2 separate regions of the Homo sapiens genome follow, and region 1 is linked to region 2. A link is an interaction called in ENCODE POLR2A ChIA-PET data of the cell type or tissue named here. Cell type or tissue: CD4-positive, alpha-beta T cell. All regions are shown on one strand. Links, peaks and the distances in the headings refer to the core of each region. The heading gives the core; the rest is flanking DNA. Region 1 has its middle 43 kb from the start of CYTIP. Region 2 holds the start of ERMN (ermin).

What was found. ChIA-PET counts read pairs that join two places held together with the same protein. Peaks named below come from ENCODE experiments on the same cell type or tissue, not always from the same donor. Only the 100,000 strongest peaks of a DNase experiment are listed, where the experiment ranks them.
Region 1: POLR2A ChIA-PET joins it to region 2 with 13 read pairs; 11 of 35 experiments call an interaction of 5 or more read pairs at or near these places.

What each region holds. Positions count from the first base shown.
Region 1 is chr2:157,392,482-157,409,052 of GRCh38, reverse strand. No RefSeq gene overlaps it. Among named protein-coding and RNA genes, the nearest start is that of CYTIP, 43 kb to the left of the region's middle. RefSeq lists silencers at 4,345-4,444, 4,475-4,524. In CD4-positive, alpha-beta T cell, for the core only: no CTCF peak of the experiment used is centred there; DNase peaks (open chromatin) are centred at 1,942, 4,512 and 5,792; H3K27ac peaks cover 1,946 bases.
Region 2 is chr2:157,323,057-157,339,627 of GRCh38, reverse strand. ERMN (ermin) reads left to right here and starts at 13,804. Exons shown (of 3, transcript NM_020711.3): 1 at 13,804-14,226; 2 at 14,866-14,958. The coding sequence starts at 13,986. RefSeq lists an enhancer at 13,371-13,920. In CD4-positive, alpha-beta T cell, for the core only: no CTCF peak of the experiment used is centred there; a DNase peak (open chromatin) is centred at 7,657; H3K4me3 peaks cover 135 bases; H3K27ac peaks cover 1,890 bases.

The DNA of each region.
Region 1 (16,571 bases), core at 195-8,194, 73 kb before region 2:
CTAGGTCTGGGGCAGGGAATGAACAAGAAGGGCCTGCAGCATCTTGTAATGTCAGAAAGTAATAAAATATTTTTAAAAAACCTTATAAAGATTGAGATATGTCAAAGGGAAATAGAAGTCAATCAGAAGGGCTCCTAATGGCCAAAGATGAAACACTTGGAGCAACAAATAAAACAGTATTAAATTATAACCCAAAATATAAAATAAGTATACATTCATGTGTCCATAGCGATATAAATAAATGACTGAGTAAATAATAAATGGAGTGAAGAGACAAACCTCCTGTATGGAAAAATTTCCCGTTACTTATGTAGATACTCCACCCTCAAGGAAGAGGAGCAGAACTCCTCATTCCTTAAGTGTGGGCTGAATATGATGACCTTTTTCCAAAGGGTATGGTATGGAAAAAGGGGAAAAGTAATTTAACAGTAGTGAAACCTGACAAACACTACTCCAGCCAGGTGATCGAGATCAACATCAATTGCCATAGGTTTATGTTGCTAATATGTGTCCTTGATATTATATAGTGAGAATGACACTTTGTCTCAGTGGTCCTCTTGCCCAGTACCCATAGCTTCAGTCTAATCATGAGAAAAACACCAAACAAATTCCAATTAAGAGATACTCTATAAAATATCCGCCAGCACTTCCCAAAACTGTCAAGATCATTAAAAATGAGTAGAGTGAGAGAATCTGTCATAGCCAAGAAAAGCCTAAGGAGACATGATGACTAAATAGAACATGGTATCCTGGAGAACAACCTGGAGCAGAAAAGGACACTAGGTAAAAAGGAATTCTGAATAAAGTTTAAACTTTAGTTAATAATGTGCCAATATTGGTTCAGTACTTGTAACAAATATACCATAATCACATTAGATGTGAATAATAGGAAACTGGGTACAAAGTATTTTTGCGCTCAGTCTCCCCTATTCACATCTAATATTGGGAACCCTGTGCTATCTTCACAATTTTTCTGTAAATATAAAATTGTTCTAAAAAATAAAGTTTACTAAAAAATAAGCACATTTTAATTAACTAAAAAGAGTAAAACGAATAAATAAAAACCACAGTGGAATAATAAAGTATTTGAATTAATTGAGAAAATTTAAATACTTTTTTAAATTTTATGTAAAATTTAACATAAAATGTAAACAAAATTTTATTTTAAAAACATTGGCCGACTTGGGCCGGGCGCAGTGGCTCACGTCTGTAATCCCAGCACTTTGGGAGGCCGAGGCGGGTGGATCACTAGGTCAGGAGATCGAGACCATCCTGGCTAGCACGGTGAAACCCCGTATCTACTAAAAATATAAAAAATTAGCCGGGCATGGTGGCTGGCACCTGTAGTCCCAGCTACTCGGGAGGCTGAGGCAGGAGAATGGCGTGAACCCGGGAGTTGGAGGTTGCAGTGAGCCGAGATCGCACCACTGCACTCCATCCAGGGCGACAGAGCGAGACTCCGTCTAAAAAAAAAAAAAAAAATTGGCAGACTTGTGGCTTCTGGTCGGGCATGTAACGAAGTTGGAAGTCACAACTCTGTCTTAACAGCAAGTAAAAAACTTAACAGCCGGGCGCAGTGGCTCATGCCTGTAATCCCAGCACTTTGGGAGGCCGATGCTGGTGGATCACGAGGTCAGGAGTTTAAGACCAGCCTGGCCAAGATGGTGAAACCCCGTCTCTACTAAAAATACAAAAATTAGCCAGGCCTGGTGGTAGGCGCCTGTAATCCCAGCTATTTGGGAGGCTGAGGCAGAGAATGGTTTGAACCCGGGAGGGAGAGGTTGCAGTGAGCCGAGATTGCACCACTGCACTCCAGCCTGGGCAACAGACTGAAACTATGTCTTAAAAAAAAAAAAAAAAAGGAAAGAAAGAAAGAAAAAAAAAACTTAACTGAAAAATCAACAGCTCTTTTTAGATGCATCAAAGAAGTGAGGTCACAGGGCAAATCACTGTCCCGTTAATTGCAGACAGGCACATGCAAAGAATCATGATGGACTAGGGCAGGAACCCACAGCAGAAACTTATATATCTCTTTATAGAGAAATAAATATGTTGTGTACATGAAATCCACTTTAAATATAGAATTTAAAAGTATATGATGGAAAAGTACATACCATGTTGTCACTACTTTAAAGAAAGTGGGAGTATCTGTATTAATTTCAAACAGAAGAGACTTCAGAGCAAAGAAAATTATCAGGGATAAAGAGGAACATTATATAATGATAAAGGGACCAATTCTGCAAGAAGACATAGCAATTTTTAATGCATATGTGCCTAGCAAAGCAGCAAAACACATGAAATGAAAACTAACTGTAGTCTGTTAGTTTAATCCACTATTACAGTTGGAGAATTCAACACCCTCTACCAGAAATGGACAAATATAGCAGGCAGAAAATCTGCAAGGACATAGCTGAAATCAATAACATCATCAATCAACTGAATATAGCTGATATCTATCAACTACTTTATTCTAAAACAGAAAAATACACATTCTTCCTCAACTCACATGGATTATTCATCAACATAGACCACATACTGGACCATAAAATATACCTTAACAAATTTAAGAGAACATAAATCTTCCAATGTCTGCTCTCAGATCACAATAGATCTAAAGAAGTAAATTAGCTAGAAAATTCCTCAAATACTTGGAGATTAAACAACACACTTCTAAATAACACAGAGGTCAATGAAGAAATATCAAGAGGAATTAAAAAATATTTTAAAATAAATAAAAATAAAAACAACATATCAAAAATTGTGGTATGCAGCAAAAGCAGTGCTTACTGGGAAATTCAGAACATTTAATGCATGTATTAGAAAGGGGAAAAGATCTAAAATCAATAATATAAGCTTCCACCTTTGGAAATTTAAAAGAAATGCAAATTAAATCCAAAATATATAGAATAATATAATTAACAACAATTAGAACATAAATCAATAAAATAGAAACTAGAAATTCAGTAGAGAAAATCATGAAACCAGAGCTAGTTCCCTGAGAACATTAACAAAATTGAAAAGCCTTTAGCAAGGCTAACTTAAAAAAAAGAGAGAGAGAACCATAAAAACCCTAGAAGAAAACCTAGACATTACCATTCAGGACATAGGCATGGTCAAGGACTTCATGTCTAAAACACCAAAAGCAATGGCAACAAAAGCCAAAATTGACAAATGGGATCTAATTAAACTAAAGAGCTTCTGCACATCAAAACAAACTACCATCAGAGAGAACAGGCATGGGAGAAAATTTTTGCAATCATCTACTCATCTGACAAAGGGCTAATATCCAGAATCTGCAAAGAACTCAAACAAATTTACAAGAAAAAAAACAAACAACCCCATCAACAAGTGGGTGAAGGATATGAACAGACACTTCTCAAAAGAAGACATTTATGCAGCCAACAGACACATGAAAAAATGCTCATCATCACTGGCCATCAGAGAAATGCAAATCAAAACCACAATGAGATACCATCTCACACCAGTTAGAATGGTGATCATTAAAAAGTCAGGGAACAACAGGTGCTGGAGAGGATGTGAAGCAATCCTCTTTTACACTAGAAACACTTTTACACTGTTGGTGGGACTGTAAACTAGTTCAGCTATTGTGGAAGTCAGTGTGGTGATTCCTCAAGTATCTAGAACTAGAAATACCATTTGACCCAGCAATCCCATTACTGGGTATATACCCAAAGGATTATAAATCATGCTGCTATAAAGACATATGCACACGTATGTTTATTGTGGCACTATTCACAATAGCAAAGACTTGGAACAAACCCAAATGTCCAGCAATGATAGACTGGATTAAGAAAATGTGGCACATATACACCATGGAATACTATGCAGCCTTAAAAAATGATGAGTTCATGTCCTTTGTAGGGACATGGATGAAGCTGGAAACCATCATTCTCAGCAAACTATTGCAAGGACAAAAAACCAAACACCTCATGTTCTCACTCATAGGTGGGAATTGAACAATGAGAACACATGGACACAGGAAGGGGAACATCACACACTGGGGCCTGTTGTGGGGTGGGGGGAGGGGGGAGGGATAGCATTAGGAGATATACCTAATGTTAAATGACAAGTTAATGGGTGCAGCACACCAACATGGCACATGTATACATATGTAACAAACCTGCATGTTGTGCACATGTACCCTAAAACTTAAAGTATAATAATAAAAAAAAGAAATGAGCTTGCTAGACAATGCTATTTATTATTATAAAAATTGCTTAATTATAATAACTCTACCATTTTTGGTTATCAATAAATGATGTAAGTAAATTTTAAAAGTATAAACTAAAAATAGGAAAAACATAGAAAATGATAATGAGTAGGGATCTGATCCCAACCAGCTGTATTTGAAGACATGGTTGTTATTTCCTCACCACAATATGTGACATTTTATTCTGAGTTTCAAAACTACAGACAGAACCACTGATTAAAAACAGGATGTGGGTGAATAGTCATGCATGAGACTACCTGGATGAGACATGAGCTAATCTAGTGGTTCTAAAACAGCAGCCTCCCGTCAAATGCTGGCTTGCTGCTTCAGAATCACCTGAGCAACTCGTAAAGGTGCAGATTCTCAGGCATTGGGCCCCAGAGATTCTGTTGAATAGGCCTGGGTGGGTTTCAGAAGTCTTTGTATAAACAAGTTCCCTAAAAGATTCTTGCATTAATAGCTAGGAACCATGTTTTGAGAAACACTACCCTGGAAGTTTATAATTTCTCTGTTAGCTCTGGTGTTGGTGAACTGTAATCGGGATGGAGTATAAGCAAAATGATAAAAAATGTCAAAAATATTAAAAGTGTCTTAAGAAGAAAGCTACCTCCTAATAACCTCCTCTTAGATTTTCCAACATGAATGTATGAAATTTCCATGCTTTTCAACATCATTTTCTGCATGTAACCATGACTCCTAGTCTGCTGAAGTGGAAGCCATCTAGAAGGAGTTCCCTCAATTCCCTTGCCTCCAATGATTTCTATCTCCTTTTTCTCTTTGCTGGTATTTCTAACTGAAATGAATGCATGTCTTTCCCACTTCTTACATCTTTACTTTCCCACAGACTTCTTTCTTCAGGCCAGCAAATACTTTTTATTTTTACCTATTCTGAGCTTAACCAGTAAAACCTGCATTATCAGCATGAACAGAAGATCATATCTCTTCAATATGTAAATTAATTTCCTAAGCCCCTGATTGCTAGATTCAGCATTGGAAACTAACCTTTATTGATCATGTTTCCATTTTCTGTCCTAAATCTTTTGAAAATGCTGGGATCTTACTTGGTGGTGCTTCCACACTTCTGAAAAGAGAAATGGATAATTGAAAAAGCCACAAGTCGGGGAGGTTACAAGACAGCCGAATAGGAACAGCTCCAGTCTACAGCTTCCAGTGTGAGCGATGCAGAAGATGGGTGATTTCTGCATTTCCAACTGAGGTACCGGGTTCATTTCACTGGGGCTTGTTGGATAGTGGGTGCAGCCCACGGAGTGTGAGCTGAAGCAGGGCGAGGCATCACCTCACCCGGGAAGTGCAAGGGGTCAGGGAATTCCCTTTCCTAGCCAAGGGAAGCCGTGACAGATGGCACCTGGAAAATCGGGTCACTTCCACCCTAATACTGCACTTTTTCAATGGTCTTAGCAAATGGCACACCAGGAGATTAGATCCTGTGCCTGGCTCACTGCTAGCACAGCAGTCTGAGATTGAACTGCAAGGCGGCAGTGAGGGTGGGGGAGAGGCACCTGCCATTGCTGAGGCTTGAGTAGGTAAACAAAGTGGCAGGGAAGCTCGAACTGGGAGGAGCCCTCTGCAGTTCAAGTAGGCTTGCCTGCGTCTGTAGACTCCACCTCTGGGGGCAGGGCATAGCTGAACAAAAGGCAGCAGAAACTTCTGCAGACTTAAACATCCCTGTCTGACAGCTTTGAAGAGCGTAGTGCTTCTCCCAGTATGGAGTTCGAGATCTAAGAACGGACAGACTGCCTCCTCAAGTGGGTCCCAGACCTCCGAGTAGCCTAACTGGGTGGCAACGCCCAGTAGGGGTGGATGGACACCTCATATGGCCGGGTGCCCCTCCGAGACGAAGCTTCCAGAGGAAGGATCAGGCAGAAACATTTGCCGTTCCACAATATTTGTGGTTCTGCAGCCTCTGCTGGTGATACCCAGGCAAACAGGGTCTGGAGTGGACCTCCAGCAAACTCCAACACACCTGCAGCTGAGGGTCCTGACTGTCGGAAGGAAAACTAACAAACAGAAAGGACAACCACACCAAAACCCCATCTGTACATCACCATCATCAAAAACCAAAGGTAGATAAAACCACAAGGATGGGGAGAATTCAGAGCACAAAAGCTGAAAATTCTAAAAATGAGAGCACCTCTTCTCCTCCAAAGGAACACAGCACCTCACCAGCAACGGAACAAAGCCGGATGGAGAATGACTTTGACGAGTTGAGAGAAGACTTCAGAAGATCAGTAATAACAAACTTCTCTGAGTTAAAGGAGGATGTTCGAACCCTTTGTAAAGAAGCTAAAAACCTTGAAAAAAGATTGGATGAATGGCGAACTAGAATAAACAGCATGGAGAAGACCATAAATGACCTGATGGAGCTGAAAACCATGGCACAAGAACTACGTGACGCATGCACAAGCTTCAGTAGCCGATTTGATCAACTGGAAGAAAGGGTATCAGTGACTGAAGATCAAATGAATGAAATGAAGCGAGAAGAGAAGTTTAGAGAAAAAAGAGTAAAAAGAAATGAACAAAGCCTCCAAGAAATATGGGACTATGTGAAAAGACCAAATCTACATCTGATTTGTGTACCTGAAAGTGACAGGGAGAATGGAACCAACTTGGAAAACACTCTTCAGGATATTATTCAGGAGAACTTCTGCAATCTAGCAAGGCAGGCCAACATTCAGATTCAGGAAATACAGAGAATGCCACAAAGATACTCCTTGAGAAGAGCAACTCCAAGACACATAATTTTCAGACTCACCAAAGTTGAAATGATGGAAAAAATGTTAAGGGCAGCCAGAGAGAAAGGTCGGGTTACCCACAAAGGGAAGCCCATCAGACTGACAGCGGATCTCTCAGCAGAAACTCTACAAGCCAGAACAGAGTGGGGGCCAAAATTCAACATTCTTAAAGAAAAGAATGTTCAACCCAGAATTTCATATCCAGCCAAACTAAGCTTCATAAGTGAGGGAGAAATAAAATCCTTTACAGACAAGCAAATGCTGACAGATTTTGTCACCACCAGGCCTGCCCTAAAAGAGCTACTGAAGGAAGCACTAAACATGGAAAGGAACAACCGGTACCAACCACTGCAAAAACATGCCAAGTTGTAAGGACCATCAATGCTAGGAAAAAACTGCATCAACTAACGAGCAAAATAACCAGCTAACATCATAATGACAGGATCAAATTCACACATAACAATATTAACCTTAAATGTAAATGGGATGAATGCTCCAATTAAAAGACACAGACTGGCAAATTGGATAAAGAATCAAGACTCATCAGTGTGCTGTATTCAGGAGACTCATCTCACATGCAGAGACACACATAGGCTCAAAATAAAGGGAAGATCTACCAAGCAAATGGAAAACAAAAAAAAGCAGGGGTTACAATTCTAGTCTCTGATAAAACAGACTTTAAACCAACAAAGGTCAGAAGAGACAAAAAAGGCCATTACATAATGGTAAAGGGATCAATTCAACAAGAAGAGCTAACAATCCTAAATATATATGCACCCAATACAGGAGCACCCAGATTCATAAAGCAAGTCCTTAGAGACCTACAAGGAGACTTAGACTCCCACACAATAATAATGGGAGACTTTAACACCACACTGTCAACTTTAGACAGATCCATGAGACAGAAAGTTAACAAAGATATCCAGGAATTGAACTCAGCTCTGCACCAAGTGGACCTAATAGACATCTACAGAACTCTCCATCCTAAGTCAACAGAATATACATTCTTCTCAGCACCACATCACACTTATTCCAAAATTGACCACATAGTTGGAAGCAAAGCACTCCTCAGCAAATGTAAAAGAATGGAAATTATAACAAACTGTCTCTCAGACCACGGTGCACTCAAACTGGAACTCAGGATTAAGAAACTCACTCAAAACTGCTCAACTACATGGAAACTGAACAACCTGCTCCTGAATGACTACTGGGTACATAATGAAATGAAGGCAGAAATAAAGATGTTCTTTGAAACCAATGAGAACAAAGACACAACATACCAGAATCTCTGGGACACATTTAAAACAGTATGTAGAGGGAAATTTATAGCACTAAATGCCCACAAGAGAAAGCAGGAGAGATCTAAAATTGACACCATAACATCACAATTAAAAGATCTAGAGAAGCAAGAGCAAACACATTCAAAAGCTAGCAGAAGGCAAGAAATAACTAAGATCAGAGCAGAACTGAAGGAGATAGAGACACAAAAAACCCTTCAAAAAATCAATGAATCCAGGAGCTGGTCTTTTGAAAAGATCAACAAAATTGATAGATTGCTAGCAAGACTAATAAAGAAGAAAAGAAAGAAGAATCAAATGGATGCAATAAAAAATGATAAAGTGGTTATCACCACCGATCCCACAGAGATAAAACTACCATCAGAGAATGTTATAAACACCTCTATGCAAATAAACTAGAAAATCTAGAAGAAATGGATAAATTCCTTGACACATACACCCGCCTAAGAGTAAACCAGGAAGAAGTTGAATCCCTGAATAAACCAATAACAGGCTCTGAAATTGAGGCAATAATTAAGAGCCTACCAACCAAAAAAAGTCCAGGACCAGGTGGATTCACAGCTGAATTCAACCAGAGGTACAAAGAGGAGCTGGTACCATTCCTTCTGAAACTATTCCAATTAATAGAAAAAGAGGGAATCCTCCCTAACTCATTTTATGAGGCCAGCATCATCCTGATACCAAAGCCTGGCAGAGACACAACAAAAAAGAGAAGTTTAGACCAATATCCCTGATGAACATCGATGCAAAAGTCCTCAATAAAATACTGGCAGACTGAATCCAGCAGCACATCAAAAAGCTTATCCACCATGACAAAGTGGGCTTCATCCCTGGGATGCAAGGCTAATTCAGCATATGCAAATCAATAAACATAATCTAGCATATAAACAGAACCAACGACAAAAACCACATGATTATCTCAATAGATGCAGAAAAGGCCTTTGACGAAATTCAACAACCCTTCATGCTAAAAATTCTCAATAAATTAGGTATTGATGGGATGTATCTCAAAATAATAAGAGCTATTTATGACAAACCCACAGCCAATATCATACTGAATGGGCAAAAACTGGAAGCATTTGCTTTGAAAACTGGCACAAGGCAGGGATGCCCTCTCTCACCACTCCTATTCAATATAGTGTTGGAAGTTCTGGCCAGGGCAATCAGGGAGGAGAAAGAAATAAAGAGCATTCAGTTAGGAAAAGAGGAAGCCAAATTGTCCCTGTTTACAGATGACGTGATTGTATATTTAGAAAGCCCCATCGACTCAGCCCAAAATCTCCTTAAGCTGATAAGCAACTTCAGCAAAGTCTCAGGATAGAAAATCAATGTGCAAAAATCACAAGCATTCCTATACACCAATAACAGACAAACAGAGAGCCAAATCATGAGTGAACTCCCATTCACAATTGCTTCAAAGAGAATAAAATACCTAGGAATCCAACTTATAAGAGATGTGAAGGACCTCTTCAAGGAGAATTACAAACCACTGCTCAACAAAATTAAAGAAGACACAAACAAATGGAAGAATATTCCATGCTCATGGATAGGAAGAATCAATATCGTAAAAATGGCCATACTGCCCAAGGTAATTTATAGATTCAATGCCATCCCCATCAAGCTACCAATGACTTTCTTCACAGCATTGGGAAAAACTACTTTAAAGTTCATATGGAACCAAAAAAGAGCCCACATTGCCAAGTCAATCCTCAGCCAAAAGAACAAAGCTGGAGGCATCACGCTACCTGATTTCAAACTATACTACAAGGCTACAGTAACCAAAACAGCATGGTACTGGTACCAAAACAGAGATATAGACCAATGGAACAGAACAGAGCCCTCAGAAATAATACCACACATCTACAACCATCTGATCTTTGACAAACCTGATGAAAACAAGAAATGGGGAAAGGATTCCCTATTTAATAAATGGTGCTGGGAAAACTGGTTAGTCACATGTAGAAAGCTGAAACTGGATACCTTCCTTACACCTTATACTAAAATTAATTCAAGATGGATTAAAGACTTGCATGTCAGACCTAAAACCACAAAAACCCTGGAAGAAAACCTAAGCAATACCACTCAGGACATAGGCATGGGCAAGGACTTCATATCTAAAACACCAAAAGCAATGGCAACAAAAGCCAAAATTGACAAATGGAATCTAATTAAACTAAAGAGCTTCTGCACAGCAAAACAAACTACCATCAGAGTGAACAGGCAACCTACAGAACGGAAGAAAATTTTTGCAATGTACTCATCTGATAAAGCGCTAATATCTGGAATCTACAATGTACTCCAACAAATTTACAAGAAAAAAACAAACAACCCCATCAAAAAGTGGGAGAAGGATATGAACAGACACTTCTCAAAAGAAGACATTTATGCAGCCAACAGACAAATGAAAAAATGCTCATCATCACTGGCCATCAGAGAAATGCAAGTCAAAACCACAATGAGATACCATTTCACACCAGTTAGAATGGCAATCATTAAAAAGTCAGGAAACAACAGGTGCTGGAGAGGATATGGAGAAATAGAAACACTTTTACACTGTTGGTGGGACTGTAAACTAGTTCAACTATTGTGGAAGTCAGTGTGGTGATTCCTCAAGGATCTAGAACTAGAAATATCATATGACCCAGCCATCCCGTTACTGGGTATATACCCAAAGGATTATAAATCATGCTGCTATAAAGACACATGCACACGTATGTTTATTGTGGCACTATTCACAATAGCAAAGACTTGGAACCAACCCAAATGTCCAGCAATGATAAACTGGATTAAGAAAATGTGGCACATATACACCATGGAATACTATGCAGCCATAAAAAATGATGAGTTCATGTCCTTTGTAGGGACATGGATGAAATTGGAAATCATCATTCTCAGTAAACTATCACAAGGACAAAAAACCAAACACTGCATGTTCTCACTCATAGGTGGGAATTGAACAATGAGAACACATGGACACAGGAAGGGGAACATCATACTCTGGGGACTGTTGTGGGGTGGGAGGAGGGCGGAGGGATTGCATTGGGAGATATACCTAATGCTAAATGATGAGTTAATGGGTGCAGCACACCAACATGGCACATGTATACATATGTAACTAACCTGCACATTGTGCACATATACCCTAAAACTTAAAGTGTAATAATAATAAAATAAAAAAAAAAGAAAAGAAAAGAATGGAAGAGAAGAGAAACAACAACAACAACAAAAAACTGGATTAAGAAAATGTGGCACATATACACCATGGAATACTATGCAACCATAAAAAATGATGAGTTCATGTCCTTTGTAGGGACATGGATGAAGCTGGAAACCATCATTCTCAGCATACTATCGCAAGGACAGAAAACCAAACACCGCATGTTCTCACTCATAGGTGGGAATTGAACGATGAGAACACTTGTACACAGGGTGGGGAACATCACATACCAGGGCCTGTCATGTGGTGGGGGGAGGGGGGAGGGATAGCATTAGGTGATGTACCTAATGTAAATGGGTATACATATATATACCTAATGTAAATATGAGTTAATGGGTACAGCACACCAACATGGCACATGTATACATATGTAAGAAACCTGCACATTGTGCACATGTGCTGTAGAACTTAAAGTATGATAATAAAAAAGAAAAGAAAAGAAACAGCCACAAGTGGGCCCAAGTTGCCCTTCTGTTGCTTCTGTTGCTATCACAAAGTGCCATTACTGAGATCCTGCCCTGCAGCATTCAAGGCATTTATAACTTTCATGGTCCAGAGCCTTCCATATCTTTGTATTTCATGGAAAAAAATCAATCTCAGTCATCTGGTATGTGTTCAGTCCTGAGAATATGAGCTCCCAAGATGGCAGTTCTAGTTTTCATTCACATTCTCAGTCTTTTGTCTTCAATCCCCCTTCTATATGGCATGGCCAAATTGGAAGGCGCTGTGGTCTTAGGAATTCTTCTCTCAATAGCAAAATCATACTCCAAGACAACTTGCTGTCTTTACTTCTACACTTAGAAAAATTTGTCATAATTTTACATGCCTTAAATATATGTGTATTTCTGCAGATATATACATGTATACATACCCAAATGTTTATGTGTATGTATACATATGTATACATGCATTTTCTCTTGACTAATTTTCCCTTTAATCTGTTTCTGTGTCTTTTTCCTTCTCTTAACAACCAATCTTCTTGGAAAAGTGTTCTACTCATTCACTATCTCCTCTGTCTTTTGACTCAGTTTTTCATTGGCTTATCCTCTGTGATCCAGTTTTTGCCGCATCATTCAATTATAAAACAATCTCGTAATTAGCAACTTTCTAAAGAACAACGCTATGGCTTTTTGTTAAATCTTGTCCTCATCAGGCTCTTTGTAGAATTTTACATTTTTTATTGGCCTCTTTCCTTTATGAAATAGTCTATTCCTGCATTCTTGATTATTTTCAAATTCCTCTTTCCGTACCTGAATGGAGCCTTCTGCAAGTTCTATCCTCTTATCTCTACTTTTCCCCTCTCTATATATTCTTTTCCTTGTGGTTTTTATCCTCAGTCACAACTTTAAATATCACTTCTCTATACCTCTTTCATTTTCCCAGACCAGAATTCCTCGCTCCTAATATAACTCTTTGACCCTATTGCTCTCTTTCTCCAGTATAGACCCTGTATTTCAGTTGTATTGAACAAACAATTTTTGCTGTCTCCATGACTACAGAGATAAGAGAAAGTACATAAAGGAGTGACGTGGGCCAGGTAAAGACAAATTATTTTGTAATACACACTCTGCCTCAGTGTTAGGACAACAGGGCGAGGTGGAGACTGTTGTAAACTGAAGAACTCATGCCCAGATGGTAAGCTGTTACTCAGCTCCAGTGAGTTGTTTTTCAGGTTTCTTGATTTTCATAAAAATTAATTTAAAAAAAATTTTTGAGACAGTGTCTCACTCTATTGTTCAGGCTAGAGTGCAGTGGTGTGATCACGGCTCACTTTAGCCTCGACCTTCCAGGCTCAAGCAATTCTCCCATCTCAGCCTCCCCAGTACCTGGGACTACAGGAGAGTACCATCATGCCCCGCAAATTTTTTTTTTTAAAGTTATTCTGCAGAGATAGGGTCTTGCTATGTTTCCTAGGCTGGTCACAAACTACTGGGCTAGAGTGATCCTACCACGTCGGCCTCCCAAAGTGTTGATATTATAGGCATGAGCCACTGTTCCTGGCCTGAAAAATAATTTTTACATTGTCTCCTGGCTTCTAAATGTTGACAAATAAATTTTAAGGTTTAGATAACACTGTACAAACCAAAGAAAACATATTTATTAGGCATATTTAATCTTATGAACACCAGTTTGCAACTTCTAACTTATACCTAGATTACTGAGGAAACTCCCTACATAATCCATACTATTACTCTAGGTGCTGCCTCCTCCCTCTCATTCTATGACAATAGCTTGATTAATCTTTTTAAGTCTAAAGTGAACCACAGATCATGCCATTTTCCAAGAAAAATATTTCATTGTTGATTAAATTAAGCACAAAACTTCAGCTGAACTCTAGAGCCTCTTCTCACTGTACTCTGAGCTCTCCTTTGCAGCCTTATCTTTCCCTGCTTCCCTACATGTATTTCATGCCTCTGGGCTGCAGTGGAGACTTAAAAGACCTCTGCTTATCTGCCCCATGAGCCTAAGTCATGCTCCCCATTCCCTTGTTAATTCACATTTGGTGTGCTCAGGCACCTCTGTTCTCTTTGGTTGAATTGTGTGTTACTCAAAGTTTGGTTGATTTTGTTCCCAGCTGTATTTGTGATTTAAAAGTTGCTTCCAAAATCGGGCAGGATAATATGAAAGACAGAAAAGAAATAGCAAAAATCCAAAATTCTGTACTAAGATTGCTTCACAAGGATATTTTAGTTCCTTTTTTACTTTAAAGAAACTGAGACTGGATGTTCTGGATAAAGGTTTGTACAAAGGTGATAATATGGGGATTCCAATTAGTGGACTCATTTTCAAAGGAGAATAGTTGGCCATATGGCAAAATGCTGGTGAATCTCCACCTGTACATTTTAGGTTAAAATAAAACATTTTCAGATATATACACCATTTCTATGATTACCTGCCTCGATAGACTTTGTAGATCGACCAATTATGTGTCAAAATTATCTTAGATTGTATTTGGTATTTTGCGCTCTCATTTCACTCCCAAGCTTCCTTGGCATTAGGGTTTTATTTATGCTGTTCTATCAGTCTACAGATCCCCTTCTCTTCATTTCTAAATTTTTGAAATTCAACCTGTTATGTTCAAATAGGCTCAAATGCCACATTCCCTATCATCCCACACATGTGTAAGTGTATATACGCATACACATCCATATCCACACTCACAATTTCCCTTTGATTTCTCCGCCTTGATATGAGTTCACCATCCTTACACATCCTAAGTCTTTATGATGTTCTTTCCTAAAAATATTGATTATATTCCTTTTTTTATACTTAGTATAGAAATTAGTGTTCTTATGCTTCTGAAAATGCCACATTCTTTGAAGGCAGATTTGTGTACTTATTCATTTCTGTGCCATCCCACAGTACCTGTCATTGAACACATAGGAAATAAGATGAGCTTTATTTCTTGTCCCCCCAAACTCTTATGTCTTCTTTCACGTGAGATCAAATAATGCTGACTGGCGAGCTCAACTAGGCTTCAGACTTGGTGGGTACTCAAAACTGTTGGTAATTAGATGGTTTTTTAATGTATTGTATTTTGATACTCAGGAGACTTAGAATCTGTCTCAGAACTTAACAGGCCATTTGTAATAAGTGAATTTCTCCTTTCTCTCTGTCTTTGGAGATGGCACCTGAAGCAGCCCTTGGCAAAAAGATATACTGAAATTAGGAGTGGTACATTGCTAGACCAGTGCAATGAGATGATGTTTATGTTTATTATCATTGATCTTGGCAAAATTTTTGGATTTAATATGTGATTGTGTTTGCATTATCTATGCTGATTTTATAATTGTAGAGATTATAATAATCAATTTGCTTTATCTTTGTGTAATTAGAGGTTTTTGATTGTTACTATTTTAGGATGAAGAATATCACAGTCAAAATGGTCCAAAAGATGTTTGACATTTTTGCCCTAGAAACAAAAAAACAAAAAATGTTGTATATGCGTCACTAAGAATGAAACAGACAAAAATCTGGCAGTCATTTTAGAAAGCAATAGAAATATGTGTTCCCTTTGGGCTTATTTTGGAAACAAAAAAGAATTTGAAAATGTCAGGTTTATAAGAGCAAAATCTCCTTGTGAGGTGCCAGAACAGGGAACATACTTAACGGGAGTCAAGTATGGATTATTGAACGTCCTCAAATGAGAATGTTCATGAGCATAGTTGCCTGTCAGTGACAAAACAATTTTTATATATTTATTAAATCAAATTTAAAATGTTCTCAGTTGACTCCTACTCATTTCTTCAGAAATACTGTTGTTAACACTTTAGTGAGTTTTCTTATCAGCCTTTGTCTAGGTATTTATATATGCATATAAATCCAATATTTAGCATATATATTTAAATTAAATGATATCAGATATACAGCTGTACAACTTAATATTTTATATTTCATCAGGAGTATATTTTCTAAGTTTTTGATATCTGAAAATGTCTCTGCTTTCCCATGTGAATACTATACTAGTAGAAGAGAGCATTTTAGGATCACAGTCCTTTTCAAGATGGTAATAAATATCATTTGCTCTTTTGACTTCTAGTTTTATGGATGAATAATCCAAAGCCAGTTTATTTCTCTTGTAAAAGTGTTTTTTTTTCAGTTTATTCCTGGAATTAAAATTGTTTGCCAATATATCAAACTAAGAGTGTGAGTGGTGTGCATTTTTATTAAAGAAGTCTAGATTTGTCTTTTGATCTGAAAAATAATCTTCCTTTTCATCTAGATAATTTGTTTCTTTTTTAAAATGATTACTGCTTTTTCTTCAACTATTTTTTTTCTTAAATTCTTACTTTTTATAGTTTAAAAATCTGAGTATTCAGCTAACAACACAATGCCAGGATCAAATTCACACATATCAATACTAACCTTGAATGTAAACAGGCCCCATACTCCACTTAAAAGTAACAGAGTGCCAACCTGGATGAAAAAACAAGACCCAGTGGTATGCTGTCTTTAAGAGACCCATCTTGCATGAAATGATACTCATAGTAAAGGGGTGGAGAAAAATCTACCAAGAAAAGGGAAAGCAGAAAAAAAAGCAAGGTTGTAATCCTAGTTTCAGACAAACACAC
Region 2 (16,571 bases), core at 3,471-11,470:
AATGGAAATAATGATTCTTATTTCACAGTCTTGCTGTGAAAATTAAATAAGGATAAGGTTAAAAACACGCCACAGTGCTGGGCAAATAAACAGTGCTGAGTAGATGTTGTTGTTTTTTTTTAAGTTTTTTTTTCTATTGGTTTCTGGACAAAACCTTTAAAAGGATATTTAGGAATGAGTCCTACTTATTTAGCAACTGGTATGACTTGGGCATTTACCAATGAAAAAGGACATTGGTCCAGGAACAACCCTTGGTTATTGATCCTAATGATGTCAGGAGGGTCCCAAGTGATGGACACTTGGTGAGAGAATTAGAACTATAGCTTTTTATCAACTTTAGTAAAACCATTTCCATATTTTAATTCATATTATATCTATCCCAGTATGTATCTGTCCACTATCAGCCTTGTATATAGGCAAATAAGAGTATGTTCAGAGAAGAATGTTTAATGGGGTGAAGATACGCACTGTAAAGGTATATGAGGATCTGCTAAAGGAAACAGAGATGTTTATTCCAGAAAGGAGAAGACTTGGGGGAAGGGGGTGGGCATGAAAGCTGTCTTCAAATATCTGTCTTCAAATATTTGATTGTCAGGTGGAAGACAGGCTAGACTCATTCTGTGTGTCTCCAAAGGGTTCAATCAAGAACAATCAACGTGTGAAAGATTTAGGGCATGAAAGTTCAGCTCTACACAAGTAAAAGTTTTCAGAACTCAGAGTAGTTCAAAGAATAGCTGCCCCCATCAAGTGCTGAATTCCCCATTATTTTAAGATGTTCAAAAAGGCAATAGTCAAATGCCTGGAATGGATGTTGTAGAGAAGATACAATTACAGTTAGTCAGTTTTATAGACTCAACTGAAAGATCCCTTAATCCCTGAGCATCTTTGGTTCTATGACCAAAAGATGGAGGTTCTTAGTAGTAATTCTCTCACTTCTGTAAACTATATGCATTATGTTGAGTTTATTTCCATCTTTAGCCATAAAAAAGAGAGTTTTAAAATGCCGAGATTTGCCTTAATTCTACACATAAACATATTTTATTTACATATTAATACCAGTTACTTTAGTAAAGAAGGAACCAAAGGAGCATAAGAAAGATTCAGAGACATACAGAGAAAGAAGGATGAGAGAAACCTAGAAAAAGGAGGGAAGCAGGCAGAGAGAAGTTCTCTTATATTTTCCTGGCTCCCTTGACTAATCTTCATGCCTTCACTGCTGCCTCATGAAATTTTCCACCTCTAAGAAATCTGGGTTTTTCATCTATAAAAGGAAGCAGTTGGGTGTGATACTTTATTCATTCAACAAACATTTATGAAGTACAAACTTGATAAGCAGGCACTGTGCTAGCTCTCTGTGTGTGATGCAAAGGCACAGGTCTTTGCTCACCCTCAGCTTCTCTAAGCCCATGTCATGTCAATGACAACACGTCTGTGATCCTGGGCTGCCAGGTGTTGCCTTTGAACAGCTCACAGTTGCATTCAGCCTGAAACGGTTTGCTTCAATCATCTCAAATGAATGGCTGGTTGTGAAAGGGCTGTGAAACCTGGAACATGCCATCTGCATGCATATTATTATTATCCGAAAGTCTGTGCAGAAGGAGCATGGGGGCTTAGACATGGGAAAGAAAACAAATCACTTTTGAATTGCCACAAATTTTTTCTTAGGAATGACTGTGAGTTCTGATTCCTGCCATTCTCTTACTCCTTTTCCTCTCTTCCCTCAGGATTTTGGATGGAAAAAGTGGCAAGTCACTCCTTAAAATTGGTTACAAAAGTCTGCCATAGGCATGAATTTTATTCTTAGCTATAAAAATCTCATGAGAACATAGCCTGGGAGATGCTACCCATTAAGTGATATTTCTTATTGTAGATGGTAAAAATGAGCTGTAACCTTTAGGCTTTCTGGTGCATGTTATTAATTTCTCTCAAAAATGGCCTTTTATAGAGGTTGTGATATTATTAAAAAAGAAGCAGAGACCATCCTAATCAAGATAAACTAAAACAACAACAACACACACACACAAACACACACACACACACAATGGTAGAATGCATCAGAAAGATAGTCAGTGACTGCCATATTAGTTACCTTTTCTCCCAGGGCTACCATTAAATAGAAAAGCACTACAGAAAAGTTGGCCCCTTATATGGAAGAGTTCTGTGTGATTTGGTGAGACAGTGAATTTTGCTATACTTTTAATGAAGTACAGATTTGTGTTTAGGAGCATAGGCTCTGAAGCTGGACTTCTTTGATTCAAATTCTGGCTTTGTCCCTTTCTATATAGATGACTTAGGCAAGGAGCTTAAACTTTCTGTGCCTCAATTTTCTCATTTATAAAATGATGAGAATAAGAGTACCTGCCTCAAAAAGTTGTTGTAAAGATTAAAGCGCTGTTGTATGAAAAGCTCTTTGACCAATGCTTGACATATAATAAGTGCTAGATGTGTGTGTTATTATTAATTATTCTTAGAAGTTTATTGTCACAAGGCTTTAAGTTCTTAAGTAATATGAATGAAAAAATTTTGTCTTCCAAGAGAGTTGCTGTCTTTCATTTATCTTTGGATTGAAAATTATAAAGTGTAGCATTGCTTATTAGGATTTGTACTAGAATCACCTGCGCACTTGTTTATAATGCACATTCTGGTCTGCAACAAAATCAGAATATCTGGGAGGGTAGTCTAGAAATGTGTATTTTAAATCAGATGCCCAGAGGATTCTGAGGCAAATTGGAATTTGAAGACAATGGAGTAAAGCAAGCATGGCTGTGTTAGCTTAATCACAGCAACAATTCAGTTTCTGGAGGGTAAATTATGCACCAGCCACTGGGCTCTTGGGATATGATCTTATTAAATCCTCACAAGAGGCCTCTGAGGGCAGGTTCTATTATGAGCTCAGTATTTCAGATCAGAAATTGTGGCTTTCACAATATCTGGGTTAAATGATTTGCTCAAGATCTGCTGGTGAAGGGCACATCAGGAATGGAATTGGGTCTACCTGTTCAGAACTGGTATTCCTAAACATTCTGAACATTTTACATCCTGTCTGAACCCAAGCTCCTCCTGTATTGAGGCTTTCTGTTTTGGGGAATGTGACGCATAATATTCACCTCCCAGTTAGTCAAGGATGACACAGATCCACCTCCACACGAATAATATAATAGCCAATGTATATTTTCCTGAGCAGGGGCTGTCCGTAAACAGCCAGGAGGGTGGGTGAAGAGCAAAGACTGGGAGAACCATCTTCTGTTGGGTCATAGTTTATTTCATTTTCTAACATCAACTCTGCCAGTAGGGGGCGTCTGCTAAATCGACACCACAATTCTATGCCGTAGGAAGCTCGATCCTTAGACTCTGAATCCCTAATATTTTTTTTAAACAGATAGAAACAGATTTATACAGGAAGAATGGAAAATAGGGCAAGGGATATGTTCAGATAAATGTACTGTCACACTCTAATGCTGGAAACCTCTAATTATTGCCAACTCAAAGCATATTTATATAACATAAACCATGAACCAGGTGCTATGCTTGTCTATACTGAAATGCAAAAATGAATCACACAAAGTCTGCAAAGACCTGAAAATATATTAATAAGTGGCACTGTTACTATTATTCACCTCTCACTAGGTGTCAGGCACTGTACCAGATGAGCTACATATATTTTGTCATGCAATTTAATCCTTTTAAAAACTCCACAAAGTAGGCATTTTTCAGATGCCCTGAGGCTCTGAAAATTTAAAAAATTGCCTAAGTTCAGGTAGCTTTTCAGTGGCAGAACTGAGATTTAATCTGAGGTCTTTCTATTGCAATATAATATTTTCTGGTAACAAAGTAAGACAATTGCATAAATTATAATGCAAGGCCAAATAATGAGGTATCATTAAAACAACATAAACATAAATTACTAAGGTGGCTCAAAGAAAAGTACAAGTAGAGCCTTTGGGTAAAAGTGTCATGAAGTATATAGTAGAGGATGTAATGTATGAGCTGGGCCTTGAAATGTGGCCCTGGCTTTGGTAGAGACAGTGAGAAGGATCCTAGGTGATGGTGAGGAGGCAGGCATTCCAGACATGAGGAAATAATAAGCCAAGACATGGAAATGGAAACCATGTTTGGAGATACAAAAGAGTTCACTGTGGCAAGGGTAGAATAAAGGGACTGGACAATTTGGATGATAAACCTAAATGGTAGTTAGATCCTGTTATAAGGAGTTTGTACTTAATATGACAAGCAATGGTAGAAAGGAAAAAGCTGAGTTTTTAAGTGTGTCTGTGTGTCGGGGAGCGGGGAGGAATTTGGGCAAGTAGTGAATCTTTAAAAAAATTTTTTTTTATCAAACACTATGAACCAGATAATGTGCTATCAGATTTATAATAATATCTTAATTATTCTTTTCTGACCTTGTTTAGAAGCTTGCTGTCAGAATATATTAATCTGGTGGTTGTGGGAATGATGGATGTAGGTGGGGAGAAGGGGATTAGAGATTAAAAGTGGGAGACCAGTTAGATGACTATTACAATGGTGCAGATGAGCAATTCTGAGAGCTTACATTTCAGTTATTGGGTAGATCCCACTAAGTGTGCTGCTCTTCCCACGCTTCTCTGAGTGGCATGACTCCTGAAGAGCATTTCTTTTCTGGCTTCAAGTTCTTGGTGGTGAGTAAGCTAATTATGGGGTATAGGTTTAAAAATCATTGTTCTCCTCATCTAAAATGTCACTAGAATCTGCACAGCTGTCCAATGTTCCTTTCTTGAATTCAACACAAAATCTTGACAAGAGATCCTGATATATCTGCACTTATTTTACTCACGGAGAGCGTATGAATTTTTCCTACTTACCCTGAGACAAAGTTTACTCAGCTAAATTTTCAAAGATATCCTAGGAGAAATTGTATTTGTTCATAGTCCTATTACTATCACTTTCTCACAAAAGCAGGCTCACAGCAGACTTGCTTTCTCTTTTTTTTTTCCTTAAGGAAAAATGTGTTTAATTATTTTCTTGCCTTTCTCCTCTGAAAAACAACATGTTGCCTTAACTGCTAGTGACATTCAAAATAGTTTGGGAGGAATGACGCTGACAGTGATATCACTTTCCTACAGTTCTGCTTCCCCAGGCGGACTGAAAATGCTTTCAAACTACCAAAGAGCGTGTATGCATATATAATTCAAAATTCTCTTTCTGTGGTTTTATAAATACCCACACAAATTCCATTTCTATCTATTTAACACTTACGGAGTCTCCATGAATAGAGAAACCATTCTTTCTATTTAAAATGCATCAAGAAATATCCCATTGTAAGTAAAACAGAATTATAATTGCCTAACTAAAAGCTATAGAGAGCCCAGTCCACTGGGGACACTCCTTTATCCATTTACGATGATATACTCTTAAAATTATGGCCAAGAGAGTGAGATGATTTTATTTTATGGGAATTTAGCCTTTCTTACGTGTACAATTGCTCTGCAACAGTTTAAAACACAATTCATTCTCTACTGCATGGATTCTTGTGAGATACAGATCTATAGGTCAAGGTCTACAGAGTCACCCCACTATTTTATACTCTCATAGGATCAGTTTCTACCAAGTCCATGCATTGGGATGTTTGTAGTGGTCACGGGCTGGTGCTCACACATGAATCTCAATCAAAGATGAGAAGGTGAAGCTGTGTTACTTACCTGTGTGTGTATAATTAGGGGGAATAGATGCCACTCACCATTGTTTTCCATGAACCCCTACCACAAGCCATTCTAAAGGATGCCAATGACTGAAGCTTTCCCCAGGACTACAGGAAGGAACAGGACTGAAATCATATTAGATGTGAACTCCATATCAATGGGCCAGTGTTGGGAGCAGGCACATCTCTGCAGCTACACTGCTTCTTACTGAGTAAAAAGAGCTCTTCAGGAATCTAACCCTAGACCATCTCAGAATCTGAATTTTAGAATTTGGCTTGTAAAAAGATCCATGAATATGTAGATGAGGCATGTGTATCTTATTCCTTCAGGAGACTTTCCTTCTCAAATAGCAATAAAAATAATATCATGTATCCACAGGTCTGTACCATCTGCCAGTCCTGTGCTAGGTACCTTGTGCCTATTAACTTTCATTGTTTTGCTGCAAGGTGTGTGTCATCAGCCATTCAAAAAGAAGAAATGAGTCAGGTGGGTTAAGTGACTTTCCAAAGCTACATGACTAGGAGTAATAATAATAGTAATTAACAGTAGTAGTAACAGTAGCACAATAAAAACACTTATCGAAAGAACACCTACTATGCCACATTGTGCTAGATGCTGTCCCTGGACTAATTCATTTCATTTTTACAGCAGTCCTAAGAAGTATATCATATTATTATCCACCTTTAACAGATGAGGGATCTGAGTTTGTTAATGTGGTGGGCATCTGCTACCTTTTTGTTTGTTTATTTTGTTTGTTTGCCCTACAGTCTCTCATTTTCTATGCCCATTTTTCTGCTCAGTGGTGGACACTGTCCTAGACCTGGACAATTGGAATATTCTCTCCTTTGTAGTCACAGCATCTGGCTCAGGGATTAGCTCATATCCCAAACTAGCTCAGTGAGGGCCATTCCAGGGACTTGGGCTGAAATTAATGAGAAAGAAAGGTTCCTTTCTTTTGCACCACTAGTTATCTTGATAATGCAAGCTTAGGGTTGCCAGAGGAATATTTGCCATGACCTAGGGAGAATCTACTTGAGAAAACTCCAATATAAAAGAAAATAGAACAATGAAAGCGGTGAGAGAGAAAGACAGGCAGAGAAAGAGAGACAGAGAGAACTTCTCAGAAGCCAGATTAAGTCCCATTTCTGTTTAATCTGTTTTGGATTAAATCTCTTTCACTGTCAACCAATGAAACATTGCATACAAAAAATGGACACCAAGGATGGGATGCAGATTATGGATCCAAGGATGGGTTGGCTCATTAGAGGAGCAATGGGAAGCAGTATAAATTCACCCATCCCTATTTGTGAAAGCTGACCATAATTACTATAAACTGTCTTCTGGAATCTTGATTCAAACCACTTCCTACTGAAGGTTAAATTTTAGAGACTTGTTAGAAAAATATCAGGATGCTGGAGGGTTTGTGATTTTCTTATACCTTTTATAAACTGTTACAAGTAAGTTTCAGTCAAACCTGGACTGTCAGAAAGCTGAGAGAGAAAATACAACCTTGCAAAGAGAGGTTTTTTCAGTGAACATAAAGCAATCCAAGATACTTGAGATTCAAAAATACATATCCTGTAAAAAGTTGGAAAAGCTAAATTTTCTGGCCTTTGCCAGTCCACGAAAATGAAGGCAGAGGCCGGGCAAGGTGGCTCACGCCTGTAATCCCAGCACTTTAGGAGGCCGGGGCGGGCAGATCACAAGGACAGGAGTTTGAGACCAGCCTGACCAACATGGTGAAACCCTGTCTCTACTAAAAATACAAAAATTAGCTGGGCGTGGTGGTGTGCACCTGTAATTTCAGCTACTCAGCAGGCTGAGGCAGGAGAACTTCTTGAACCTGGGAGGCAAAGGTTGCAGTGAGCCGAGATCTCACCACAGCACTCTGTCTCAAAAAAAAAAAAAAAAAAAAAAGAAAAAGAAAAAGAAAATGAAGGCAGAGAAGCAGGAAACTAGTAATTACTTTCTTATTACTACTGTAACAAATTACCACAGATTTCATGACTTAAAAGCAGCACCACCCCATTCAGTTCTGGAGGTGAGAAGTCTAAAATCAAGGTGTTGGCAGGGCTGCACTCCACACAGAGGCTTCAGAGGAAAACATTTCCTTGCCTTTTTTGGTTTCTAGAGCAAAGCTTGTCCAACTCATTGCCTGCAGGCTGCATGCAGCCCAGGACAGCTTTGAATGTAACCCAACACAGATTCATAAGCTTTCTTAAAACACAAAATTTTTTCTCTCACTCATCAGCTAGCATTAGTGTATTATTTTTCTCTCACTCATCAGCTAGCATTAGTGTATTTTATGTGTGCCCCAAGACAATCCTCCTTCTTCCAGTGTGGCCCAGGGAAGCAAAAAGATTGGACACGCCTGTTCCAGAGGCTGCTCACATTTGTTAGCACATGACCACTTCTCGAATTACTACAACGTCTTGCTTCTGTGTCACATTTTCTACTACTCTCTTTGACTTTCCTGCCTCCCTCTTATTAGAACTCTTGTGATTATTACATTGGATCCCATCCTATAATCCAGGATAATCTCCCCGTCCTTAATTTAATTAATCCCATTTGCAAAGTCGCTTTTACCAGGTAAGGTAACAATTCACAGGTTCTGGGGATTAGGATGTGGACATCTTTGAGGGTGGTCATCATTTAGCCCACAACAGTCAGCTAGAGGCATTAGGGACCCTCAGATCCACCCAGGTACCTCCTAATATGCACTTTCCTTGTGATCAAAAGAGACTGGTTACCTGGTACATTGTTTAAATCTTTGTTTTTGTTTTGTTTTGAGATGGAGTCTCACTCTGTTGCCCAGGCTGGAGTGCAGTGACACAATCTCAGCTCACTGCAACCTCTACCACCCAGGTTCAAGCTATTCTCCCCTCTCAGCCTCCTGAGTAGTTGGAATTACAGGCACGTGCCACCACTCCCAGCTAAATTTTGTATTTTTAGTAGAGGTGGGGTTTTATCATGTTGGCCAGGCTGGTCTTGAACTCCTGACCTCAGGTGATCCACCCACCTTGGCCTCCCAAAGTGTTGGGATTACAGTTGTGAACCATGGAGCCTGACCTTGTTTAAATCTTTGGATCCAAACAAGTACAAAGCCAATTCTGAATTTACCAGTCAAATTAGCTATTGAATTCAGTTTATGATTCTTTGAATTAGGTTTCTGTAATCTCTAACCCAAACATGCCTGATTTGTACACTTGCCCAAGGTCACACAGGAGCAGGCTGAATCTCTCCTCTTTACCCTATGAGGGTCACTGATGAGAATGCTCATTTGTCCTCTATTTGAAGGGGACTCTTAACTGTCAGCACTCTCCCTCCCAGCCTCCACTTCAGCCCATGTTGGCCACAGGGTCCTATGTTCAGGGCCACACTCTTCTCTAATCCTCACCAAATACTCAGCCTGTTTCTTCCAGTGCTTTTCTTTAAAATGATATTCACTGGATCACTAGAAGGCCAGGCTCTAGATGCTAGAGCCACAGAGATATACCTTTCCTAAGGTGTAAGAAATATTTTATATTTAGAGGGAGAACAGATAATTATCCCCTCCCCTGCCTCCAACATTGAAAAGCATGCTTCTTGTAAGATGCAGTTAAATTTTGAAATTCTGTTACATTAAACCCTTAATACTCATGAGCTACCCATAGACTTCAGTATTGGTTTCCTGGGATAAACCATTATTTACTTCAGGAAACTGTATCATTAGAATGGCAGCCATTATTCCATTCTTGGCATAAAAGTAAAAGGAAAGCATGAACATGGCACACGATAATCAATTTAATCTGATTTATACCAGGTGGCAGGCAATTATTGTTTTGTGAAATAAAATATATGGCTGTTGATTGATTTTGTTGTGTTATGATAGTCTGTATTTCTGTAACAGTTCACTTTAGCTGGGACGGCCCTTCAATTTGGAATTTTAATCCCTGAAGTGAACCAATTGGGATGATCCTGTCTCTTCAGGCTTGTTTAGGGTTGCACATTCCCTGGGTCATTGCTCTATTCCTTATAGAAAATTCTATGGGTTATTGGTAGGATTGTGACTGTTGTATGTCAGTCTGACTAGGCTAAACTAAATTTCCCTGAATTTTCTTTCCTGAATGATTCCTGAAAAAGAAACGTGAGCCAAAGTAAACATTGTTCTGTGAGCTTGGTGGGGCGGAAGTGAAGCAGCTATTTTGTAGCTGGCACACACTGCTGCCCGTCTGCTGCCTCACCTGGTGCATGGGCAGCAGCTGGGCCTGCAACTGTTCCACCTCCCTGGATCTTCCTCCAGCTTCTATGATCCTGGGCCGGGCTTCTTTGGGAGGGCATTCCAACCGCTAAGGTCAGAGGCACTGAGAGCCGACGCGGGTTTCAGTTTGCCCCCGTGTGTCCAGCTTATACCTGGGAACCCAGTTTGTTCTTGCTCTCCCCCTTTAAGTTTCTATCCATCATCCCTTCCCAACTTCCTGCCCTGCAGACTTCAGGCTCCAGCATCAAATGCAACAGCAGACATATAGAGGCAGCTTCACTGGCACCCACCATTGTGTAAAGTCAAATCCCTTCTGATTGATCAATCAATTGATCGATTGATAGATGGATTGCTCCATCTCTTAGTGGTTCTGCCTTTCCCTTCCAACCCTAATTGAAACAATACCCCTGTCCCAACTATGTAAGTCAATGTTTGTTTAAGATTGGCTTCAAGCTGCCAGGATCAACATTTTTCTTTTAAATGTATTTCTTGTTTTTATTCAGTGCTCTGTGACCATCTCTTAGCCATAACATTAGCTTGTGGCTTGGCTTTTCACATATGATTAAGATTAAAGATCAAGATTTTATGACTTTTCCCCAAATCCTGATTCTGGACCTAAGATAGCCTTAACATTAAGCATTTGGTATTGGACAAATGGAAAGTGAATATTTACATAATTTTATTTTGATTCTTTATATTCTTATATGAAAATCTTTTCATTACCTTTTTTTTGGCTTTAGATTTAATAATGGTTACATTTGTACAATGTCCTTTAGCATTAAGAATAATAACTAGGGGCCAGGTGTAGTGCTTTATGCCTGTAATCCCAGCACTTTGGGAGGCCAAGGCGGGTGGATCACCTGAGGCCAGGAGTTCGAGACCAGCCTGACCAACATGGAGAAATCCTCCCCGCTACTAAAAATACAAAAATTAGCCAGGCATCAAGGCGCATGCCTGTAATCCCAGCTACTCAGGAGGCTGAGGCAGGAGAATCTCTTGAACCTGGGAGGCAGAGGTTGCAGTGAGCCGAGATTGTGCCACTGTACTCCAGCCTAGGTGACAAGAGCGAAATTCTTCTAAGGAAAAAGCCACAAGATCCAGTAAACTACATAAAATAAAACAGTCATGTTTCATACAGTGAACATTCTGCAATTGTATTTGAAGTAAGGATGATAGTGCAAATTCTAACATACTTTCTAAGTCATAGGTTGTTACAAATAATGGGAGACAACTTACCTCTTTATGAACAAAATAGCCTATGTTTTATCTAGTAGTTGGATAGACTCATCTTGTTGCTAAATGTGTCTCATGTTGCCGTCTACTTGTAGGAAAAAATAATACACGTTACAAACCATTTACCCGACCTCCATTATTCCCTAGGGCAGCATAAAAGCATGTTTTTAAATAAATGTAAACACATGGTTAGCCAAGGATGACAGAACTCTGGATCATTTCTCTATCTTTCCAAAACTGAAATAATTTTAAGGCCATAAAAAATGTCACAGCATGGTTTTAGAAAGAAGGCAATCCAAAAATAAAGACACGAATTCCCATAAAAGCTAGGCTATGGGTATGAGGTGCCCGTTGCCATGGGGTAATAGAAATCTAGGAGTAGGAGAGACAATGAATCTGAACTGTCTCAACTTTGCTATGTCCCTGGATTGAGGTACTTGGCAGCCCCGAGGGAACGGAGTGATTGGAGGCATGACCTTTGGAGCTAATGTATTTCTGTACTCCTGTGTTTATCGCAGGGCATTTGGTTGAATTAGTGCCACTTCCTGCCCTAAGGATCTCACAATCTAGTATGTCCCCATTTGTTCCTAAGCTTGGTCTTAGTTTCTGCATTCTCCCATATGATTCCACTCAATATCTTCTCAACAGTAAGCTTGTAGTTGAATTTCTTGGGAGGACGCTCCCAGAACATCATCCTCAGCAGCTGCAGGGTGTCTCTGGGGCAGGTCTTGAGACTGCCTTAGGCTCTCTGCTGCCCTCTCCTGGCCACAACTGTCTCTACTGCCAAGGTGCTAATGCCGAACCCCTGTGGGATCTCTGGTCCAAGGAAACATCTGCACACAGGCCAGGGATGGCGCTTAGCTTCATCTGTGCTGCAAACTCTCATCAGTAGGCTTGCTGGCTCTGTGACCTTACTAGCTGAACTCCTTAATCTCTCTGCACTTCATTTTTCTAGTCTATAAAATGGAGATAACAACAGCACCTACCTCAGAAGACTGTTATGAAGAGTAAGTGTATTACTATTTATGAGTCAATTAGGACAGTAGCTTGCACATAATAAGTGTGATATGAGCGTTTGTTAAAACAGTTAAACAATCAAACAAACATAGAATTAGAGTGCTGACTAGAGAACAGCTGGTGATGACGCGGGAGGGAGATCTAGGATCTATTAGAGATGTCTTCCAAGGACAAGGGAGAGGGGATTATACAAGAGTGAGGTGTTGTCCCTGATATAGACCTGAATGGGCTCAGCCCTAGACACACTTTTAAAGGTGATATGCTTACTACAACTCTTCAACACCTATTCTTCTTCTCTTTAAAAATGATCTGAAATTTATTCTCTTGGGGATAAAATTTATTGTATATATTATATATATAATATAATTCTTGTTATGTATGTGTATATATATAATTATTTGTGTATATATGTGTATATATATAATTATTTTTATTGCGTGCTACTATTCCAAGCCAGATGCTAAGTGCTGGGGACACATGTAAGCAAGTTAAACTGGCCCCTCGCCAGATGAAACTTAGTTTGCAGTTGGTGAAACAGACATTACAGAGATAATTGTGCAGTTGCTTATTTAGTTACAACCATGAAGAATACTCTGAAGGGCAAAGACAATGTGTAACAGAGTCCTGTCCTAATCCTGGCGGTTAGAGATAGTGTAGTTAAGGAGATGATATTTAAGCTTAAAAACAGAACTTAGGGAAGCTGGTCAGCCCAGGGCTTGGGCTTGAGGAAGAGAAGGGCATTTCACATAGAAGGAGCTGTGTGGGCAAAGGCTCTGGAACCATTTTGTACTATGAGAAATCCAAAAAAGAAAAAGATTTAAAAAGGAAGGGGTGGTCAGTAGCAGTCATTTAACATAATCACCTGTTTCTCCCAAGGGCAGATTGCATTGGTCCTCTACATTTTACCAGCATTGTGTAATATCAGTATGGAATAGAAAGGATTGTAATTCTGATTGGGGGAGGAGAAACCTTCATGGCGATAATTTTATTAGGGTTTTAAAGGATCGGCTGGGCTTCAGCAGACATAAACTAGAGGATAAGAAGCTATAGACTAAGTAAATTACTCTGAAATTATAAAACTTTTGGTATTAGCAAGTTGGTAGAATTTGTTTATTTCATAGGTCCCTTCTCCAGCCTGCTGGAAGCACACCATCAAATCTGCAGCCAGAACCATTTACAGTAAAGTTGTCCTGTTTATAGGTTTTTTCCATAAGCTGTTTTATTTTTTAATAAATAAGAAACAATGCCATTGTCCTTTACAAAATAGCTGAGGTTTTACTTGAACAAAATCTGTTTGGAAATGTTAAGCTGGTTACACAGAACTAATATGCCTCAAGGTGGTCATTCTCTCTGGATTAAAGCTGTGGGACAATTGTGGCTCCTGTTACAGGGAAAATTACAATGGGCCATTATGAAAAGGGACAAAAATCTCTGTTCCCAGAGGGGGACTGACAAGCTGAAAGTCCCTCTCTACATGCCAACACAAAAGCCTGATTGCTTCAGATTGTTTGTTTATGTAAATCAAAAGGATGCCTTTAACTCTGCCAGGGAACTGGCAAGCAACAAAGAAGGTGGTGATTGGCTGGATTCTTGCTCATGGCTCCTGGCAGATCTGACAAATCCTCTTGCTTTTGCTCTAATCTCTGTCTGGATACTTTTAGGAAAAGAACCTTGTTATTATGTACTAAAGTGAATAATTTGTGCTCTTAGAGTAGGAGTTGGAACTATAGGACTTGAAGGCAAGAGCAGGTATCTTATCAAGGATCTACTCACTCAGTTTCCCTAAAGCTCTCTCTCCAGATCGGATTCAACCGCACATCATGACAGATGTTCCGGCTACATTTACCCAGGCTGAGTGTAATGGGGATAAACCACCTGAAAACGGTCAACAAACAATCACTAAAATCAGTGAGGAATTGACTGATGTGGACAGCCCCCTGCCACACTACAGGGTAGAACCCAGTCTGGAAGGTGCACTCACCAAAGGAAGTCAGGAGGAAAGAAGAAAATTACAAGGGAACATGCTGCTCAACTCATCCATGGAGGACAAAATGCTAAAAGGTAAAGTGTTTCCCTTCTCCTTAATTTTCTTGTTTTGACTTATAAATTTACCCTGGATTTTTTTGATAAACTATTATCGAAATGAGCTGGACACCCCAAAAATGTAGCCCTTTATTCTACTACGCATAGTATAAGGACTAAACCTCTGCCTCTGGTGAAATCCAGGCTGGTCTATTTGACAGCTGTGACCCCAGACAACTTTCTGTCTCCCGAAGCCTGAGTTTTTTTCACTAGAAGAAGGCGGAATAATAATAATAACTACAAGTCTAGGGTAAGTATTGGCTAAATGTTAACTACTGTATTTATTATGATTATGGACAGCCCCATATTATTTGAACAAAGAGAATTCAAAATGTTAAAATTTCCTTCTAAATATAACTGAAGTTCTCTGAATTTATGGTTCTATATCTTATATATATATCTTATATAAATATTAAAGGAGAGATTACAATCAATAAAGTGATCATTAAGTAAATAAATTGAATTGATAAAGAATGAATCCAAAGAGTGAAATAGTAAATTTTAATGATCAGATTTAAAATTAAAGACTTCTACCTAGAGTTTAAATTGATAACTTATTAACTGTTGAACAATAAATATTTTAAATGTTAAAATACTGATTTTATATTTTTTTCCTAGAAAACCCAGAAGAGAAACTCTTTATTGTTCATAAGGCTATCACAGATCTTTCTCTCCAAGAAACTAGTGCTGATGAAATGACATTCAGAGAAGGTAACAAGAACTACAGTTTTGTACACAGAAATTGTTTGACTGAGTATGGATGACAGTCTTTCCATGAAATGTTGCATGAGCGTGGGGTTGACAAAGCAATCCAGGCAATGACTTCAAATTTTCAAAGCTGCTGTAGGCAGATAAGAGAGTCTTAACTTATCTGTGGGTTCCACCTTATAAAGCATTCCAGACTGTTCAAGGCTGAGGCTGCATGGAATGGCATAGCTGATTGGCATACCAACGTGATGTCTATCTCTTAAGTTAGTCCACTGAGTCAACCCTACTTTTTGATTTGGTGTGTCCAAATCTGTGTGTGCACCTTGTGAAAGGTAAATGTTTCAAAAACGGGTCTTTCCTAAAAGTCTACAATTAACATACAGCTTTTTTTTTTTTTTTTGAGACGGAGTGTCACTCTTGTTGCCCAGGCTGGAGTGCAATGGTGCAATCTCGGCAGACTGCAACCTCTGTCTCCAGGGTTCAAGCGATTCTCCTGCCTCAGCTTCCTGAGTAACTGGGATTACAGGCACCTGACACCACGCCCAGCTATTTTGTGTGTGTGTGTGTGTGTGTGTGTGTATTTTTAGTAGAGACGGAGTTTCACCATGTTGGCCAGGCTGGTCTTGAACTCCTGACCTCAGTTGATCCACCTGCCTTGGCCTCCCAAAGTGCTGGGGTTACAGGCGTGAGCCACTGTGCCCGGCCAACATACAGTTTAAAGTAATCTCACGAAATGATTTACTTTATAGGCCTCTAATGTAAATACAAAATTGTTAACTATTTCATGTCAAAGAAAGACAGGGTGATAAAGTTAATTTTAATTGTGTTCTTTAAGAAAATGGAAGAATAAAAAGAACATTGAAGTGATTATGTTAAATTTTAAATAAACTTAATAGACTAAGAGACACAAAATCCTTTAGATTTTTCTAAGACACCTACATTTAAACAGTTCCCAAATAAAGTGTAGGATAAAATCTATTAATTAATCATTTCTTTCCTCTCTTGCAGCCATACACATCTTATGTCAAATTGAAGTCAGCTTGCTAAACCTAACCAATTTAGCTTTGTTAGGACTTTAACAGGCAAAATATTGAAGAGACTATTGGTTGAAATATTAGAACATCACATAAAATAGTAGATGTCAAGGAGGACAGGAATGTGATTGGCTATTTCCTACATCTGCTCCCTTTGCCTGAACACCTCTCATACTATGTCTGCTTAGCAGTGTAGCAACACTTAAGGAAATATGTAGCAAGCAATAGACAGTGTCAAGCTGTCACATTACCAGAGATAATTTTTAAGACTTAAGACTTCACAATATGAACTTAATAACCTCTTTGCCCTAATTATTCTGCTTCCAATGTAACAAGTTCTCAGAGGCAGAATCTCAACCTCCTATCATCTAGAGCCCCTTTCAAATGTTTGATCAGGAGTCCATTGCAGGTAACAGTTGTCTAGATCTTTCATTTTCATCAAATGGAGAATGAAAGCAGGCTGTAGTTTTCAGCTAGATGGTCTCGCTGGTTAAGTTTTCCCTCAATGAATCCTTTCCTGTTTGATGGAGTATGTTTTTCCTCCATAATAGAGGCACAGATTTTGGTGTGTTTTATCTTCAC